Linked DNA regions of Homo sapiens: region 2 is linked to region 1. A link is an interaction called in ENCODE POLR2A ChIA-PET data of the cell type or tissue named here. Cell type or tissue: CD4-positive, alpha-beta T cell. All regions are shown on one strand. Links, peaks and the distances in the headings refer to the core of each region. The heading gives the core; the rest is flanking DNA. Region 1 overlaps PDZD2 (PDZ domain containing 2). Region 2 overlaps PDZD2 (PDZ domain containing 2).

What was found. Peaks named below come from ENCODE experiments on the same cell type or tissue, not always from the same donor. Only the 100,000 strongest peaks of a DNase experiment are listed, where the experiment ranks them.
Region 2: POLR2A ChIA-PET joins it to region 1 with 5 read pairs; 4 of 35 experiments call an interaction of 5 or more read pairs at or near these places.

The regions. Positions count from the first base shown.
Region 1 is chr5:31,866,166-31,868,972 of GRCh38, reverse strand. All of the region lies in intron 2 of PDZD2 (PDZ domain containing 2), which reads right to left. Among named protein-coding and RNA genes, the nearest start is that of MIR4279, 69 kb to the left of the region's middle. In CD4-positive, alpha-beta T cell, for the core only: no CTCF peak of the experiment used is centred there; a DNase peak (open chromatin) is centred at 1,542.
Region 2 is chr5:31,991,822-31,994,628 of GRCh38, reverse strand. The region is part of intron 3 of PDZD2 (PDZ domain containing 2); the gene reads right to left. Among named protein-coding and RNA genes, the nearest start is that of MIR4279, 57 kb to the right of the region's middle. In CD4-positive, alpha-beta T cell, for the core only: no CTCF peak of the experiment used is centred there; no DNase peak of the experiment used is centred there.

The sequences.
Region 1 (2,807 bases), core at 147-2,646:
GGCAAAGCCTCATCTCTGCTAAAAATACAAAAATTAGCCAGGAGTGGTGGCGCACGCCTGTAGTTCCAGCTACTCTGGAGGCTGAGGCAGGAAAATCTGCTTGAACCCGGGAGGCGGTGGTTCCAGTGAGCTGACATCGTGCCACTGCACTCCAGCCTGGGTGAAAGAGCAAGACTCTGTCTCAAAAACAAACAAAAAAACTCACCTTTAACGCAAGCCTCATTTTATGAATGAGCAAAGTAATTCAAGAATGTTAACAATTGGCTCCAAAGTGACAAAACCCATTAGAAAAAGCAGCAGCAGCAAACCCAGAACAAGGGGCCCAGGAGTTAAGTTTTATTAAGGGCATCCACGGTCGGCATAGTAATGAACACTACGCGCAGTCCCTCACCCACTCCATCCTCACCATGAACCTATGAGGGAGTGACAAACTTTATCCTTGCTTTATTGTTGAGAAAAGCAAGACAGGTATGCTAACTAGCTTTTCCCAAACTCACGCGGGACAGCTGCATTTATTTATTTATTTTGAGATGGAGTCTCGCTCTGTCGTCCAGGCTGGAGTGCAGGTGGCGCGATCTTGGCTTACTGCAACCTCCACCTCCCAGGCCCAAGCGATTCTCCTGCCTCAGCCTCCTGAGTAGCTGAGATTAAAGGCACACGCCAGCACACCCAGCTAATTTTTGTAGTTTTAGTAGAGACAGGGTTTCACCATGTTGGCTAGGCTGGCCTTGAACTGCTGACCCTCGTGATCCACCCACCTCAGCCTCCCAAAGTGCTGGGATTACAGGCATGAGCCACCGCGCCCGGCCAACAGCTGCTTTTAGAACAATATTCCTTCACTGAGATGGTTTGTGTGTGGGGTCAGACAGAGGTGACCATGTGACATACCACTTACCTATGCAACACAGGGTATGTCAAGGCCCTTCTGAGCCTCAGGCCCAGATCTGCAAAATGATAACCCTCAGTTATCTAGGTGTGAGATCCCCCAGTTAAAACTCCCAGCACAAATCCTGACAAATAGCAGGCACTCAGTAAAGGTCACCAGCTCCCCCTGCCCTGCTCTGCCCCGCCCCTCCCCGCCCCACCCCACACCTGCTGCCTTCCTTTCCCTAATCTTCCTGAACCTTTGTCTGATAGTTACGGGTAGGGATTTATCAGGACTCTGGCTGACACACATATGTAGAAGAATATAACACGTGGAGGGCGGAACACTCAGTAACTAGGATTCACCTCATCACACACAGACCTCAGCTTGCTCTCAGGCAGTCTAATTTGCTTTGCGTCTCTTCATTAAGGAAAGGCTTTTTCTTGTCCATCTGAATCCAACTTGAAGCTGTAGATTTAGTGGAGCCAAAATATTTTGATTTTGTAGGGAACACCTGATACCCTGGTCCTTGAACTAAATATAGACCCGTGAAGGGCCAAACCAGAAGCAGCACCGATCTCCGTGTAGCAGCAAAGGCCTCCCAGAGAAAGGCTCTGCCAGCAGCCCTCACCTGGCCTGAAGGAAACCACTTCTTCTGCAGATGAGGCTGAGGCTCTGGCTCCAAAAACCACACAACTTTTAACTAACTCACCCAGCCCAACCCCAGCACCTCATATACCCACATAAAATGCTGCTCTGAAGTTTAAAGGTGGAGAGATGCTCCAGAGCAGCAGTGGGCTGGTCTGGATAGCCCCCAACTGTATACACTGGGGCTGCGCTGAAGTCTAGGTTGGAATCTGCTGTCTGCATCCCATTAGGTTTTTTTATGAGCTCAAGAGCATGACTTTCTGGTTTGCATTTGCAGCCAGAGGGAAGCAATAAAGAGCAGCAGAGAAGCTTTTTAAAGGATACCTGGTGGAGGTTAGTTGCACCAGAAAGCACCCAGGAAACGACCAGGTGGTGTAACCAGAGCAAAATGAGGAAAGAACTCCAGGCAGAGTCAAGGCATGGAGGTCTGCTACCATCCACGGCATTTACTGTGCTCCAGACAAAGCCCTGAACCTTTTGGGCTGAACTTCACCTTCGAAGGATGAAGCTGGATTAGACATGCTCTGAGATCCCTTCTAGCTAGAAAATTCTATTATTTCAGTTCCTTAAGGAACCCCTGACTCTGAAAAACATGACAGCTAATTGCTAGCAGTGTGTTGCCTGTAACTGGCACTCAGTAATTGCTTACTGCACGAATGAACTGACACTGATAAGGACACAAATCAAAGTTATGAAAATTCACTAATAGTCACAGATATGATACCCGCATACAGACTAGAATCCAAAACGTTGGGTCCCAAGAACACAGCAACAGAAACAGGTGCCTCTCCCACAGGACAGCATGGCCAACATGAGGTCAGCTGGCAGGGTCAGCAGCTTTCTGTCTTCCCTTTCTCTTCTTTTTTAAAAAATAATTTGCACACTTGTGGTATGATGCCTTTAAGGGTGGTGGGAGAGTATCGTCGGGGAGGCTCCTAAGCAGCTGTGAGGGCACGAATCCTCCCAGACGCCATCACCACCTTCTGCAGGGGGTCATACCCACCCTCTCTCTGCCCTCAGATGCCCGGGCCGACAGCAGGAATTAAGAGTCTGAGCTCAGCTGCAGCACTACTAGAAGGCACTGCCAACAGCACTAACAGGAAACACACACAGGGCTTTGATATGTATGTTATTATTCTACTTCAAGAGTTGCCATCCTGAGGCTGGGTGCGGTGGCTCATGCCTGTAATCCCAACAATTTCAGAGGCCGAGGCAGGCCGACTGCTTGAGTTCAGGAGTTCGAAACAAGCCTGGACAACATGGCAAAACCCCATCTTCATAAAAAAGACAAAAA
Region 2 (2,807 bases), core at 197-2,696, 130 kb before region 1:
CTGTAATCCCAGCTACTCAGGAGGCTGAGGGAGGAGAACCACTTGAACCTAGGAGGTGGAGGTTGTAGTGGGCCAAGATGGTGCCACTGCACTCCAGACAAAGCAAGACTCCATCACCAAAAAAACAAAAAACACCATATTGAATTGAATCTCAAACTTCCTTAAAACATATAAATGAGACGTTTGGTAGAGAAACCAAAACAAAAAATTAATTGATGAATTTGATACCCACTGCCACAGACACTGGGCTGCACGTTCCCTAAATACATTTAAGAAATGCTTCAACCCCTATAAAAATCTTTAAAAAAAAAACAAAAAACAGGCTGGGCGTGGTGGCTCATGCCTGTAATCCCAGCACTTTGAGGAGGCCAAGGTGGGGGGATCACCAGAGGTCAGGAGTTCAAGACCAGCCTGTCCAACATCTCTACTAAAAATATAAAAAAATTAGCCAGGCGTGGTGGTGGGCACCTATAATCCCAGATACTCAGGAGGCTGAGGCAGGAGAATCGCTTGAACCCAGAAGGTGGAGGTTGCAGTGAGCCGAGATCACACCACTGTGCTCCATCCTGGGTGACACAGTGAGACTCCATCCCCCCAACAAACAAAAAAAACAAAAACAATAAATAAATAAATAAACTAATCAATGTCTCTAAGCCATCTGATTGCTGATAGCTTTTCCACCTTGGTTTATCCTCTGCTTGTCTCCTTACTTCACTCCAAGGACACACACATATGCTCACTGCAAAACTGTTGACTTCCCCCAAGTCCTTAGCTATTTAGAGAAATGAAAGCAAAACTTTCCAAAGTGATTTACTTTGGGGTCTCACTTCAGACTCACCCCTGTAGCTCTTTTTAGCCCTAGCTATATGGGCCTGAGTCACAAGACATATGAAACAAAAGCCATCTTCATATGAAACAAATGACATATGATATATGAAACAACATATGAAACAAAAGCCATCTGCTTTTAACATCCATCATGAAAAGTCCAATGGAACCGTTAAGGTACAACATGGACAAAGCCACCATCCCCCTAGAAATAGGCAACCTGCCTGTTCAAGCTGCTTGCAAAGGAGAAAGAATGTGTGGCATTTAGAAAATCTGAAATACACAGTCAGAAACTGAAATGAAACTTTATGCAACAGTAAAAAAAACAGATGTTGGGCAGTCATTGATGTGCAGCAATAGGAATGTCTGGGGAAATTATTAGCAGACAGAGACCTGTTGGATCCCACACTCCTTCGGGTAGCGTGCTGTTCGGTGGGGCTCCGCTATCCCAGGAACAGACGCTGGTGCCAACTGTCTCCTCCATCCCCTGACCACAGTCAAATGAAGCCTGTCTGGCCAAATGTAACTTCAGAAGTCACTGGCTTACCACAGTAGTTCATGAACTTGTCAATGATCTCTATTTCATCCAATCACCTCATTTTGGACTCTATGGTTTTTGGTTTGCTGCCTCTGACCTCTGGAACACCTTTCCCTTCCCCATTCAGAAACATCCTCCCTGGCCTTCGAAGTCTCTCATGGCTCTACTACTTCCAAAAAGCCATCCTTGAGGAGCAGTGCAACCACCAAGATGGCAACTTTCAACACTTCCAATGGGGCCCGATGGCCTAGTGGATACCATTGAAAAGAACAGAATCAGGGATGTGCTGACTGGATGTTGTCCTGGCTTTCTGGGCCTCCCACGCCAGCATAGGGAGCAGCCCTGTGGCGGCCTCACGGCACACGCGAGAGTAGGATGGTGGCTTTTTTTTTTTTTTTCCATGGAAGAGGCACACTTGAGAGAAGGATGCTGGCTGTTTTTTTCCGTGGAAGATATGCTCTGGCTGCTGGGGTCTAGAAGATGAGTGTTTCTTCCTCCCCCAGGACAGAAAAGCTGTGAACCTCTTTCCCAAGAGCAACAAGGACCATTCTTAGAGTCCAGAAATAAGAAAATCTATTTGGGTTTTAGCGCAAATTAGTAAAAACCTATCCATCCCCCTTACTAGTTTACACCACCATTCTTTTCTCCTTTTCCCCTCCTCTTTGTTAAACAAAACATGTAAGTATGGTTAACAAAGGATGTGACAATACTAGGTACATTCCTTTCTAATTTTTAAATACTTTTAGAAGTAGGACATGTGACAAGAAACATGCAAAACGATGTTCATGGGAATACAATATCAGCTCAAATGTATATATATATATACTGACAGAAGAGTTCAAGACACTTTCCATCAAGAGCACCCACATTTCCACTCCACTTGCCTGCCCCCAGCCCCAAACCACAAAACTCGTTAAAAATAAAGTCATGCAAAACACTTAACAAATAAAACTGGCTTCAGAGGGCAGAAATCACTAATCTGTAATACAGCCCCCAACTACACTACTCAAGAAACAGACCTTCTTTTTCACTTTTATCCGATAACATAATTTTTTTTTAATTGAAAGTAGGAGATAGGAGGGGAGTGTCCAAAGAAATTAATGCAAGTTTCCTCACCTTGGAATTTCTGATCATCTAATGAAGGGAGTTCAGAGGACTACAAAGGAAGACACAAGCAACAAGAAGTAAATGTTAGCAGTTTTTTTTGTTGTTGTTTTGTTTTTTTCTTTCGAGACAGGGTCTCACTCTGTCACCTAGGCTGAAGTGCAATGGCACAATCTTGGCTCACTGCAACCTCTGCCTCCTGGGTTCAAGTGATTCTCCTGCCTCAGCCTCCCGAGTAGCTGGGATTACAGGTGCACACCACCACATCCACTCAGCTAATTTTTGTATTATTAGCAGAGACAAGGTTTCACCATATTGGCCAGGCTGGTCTTGAACT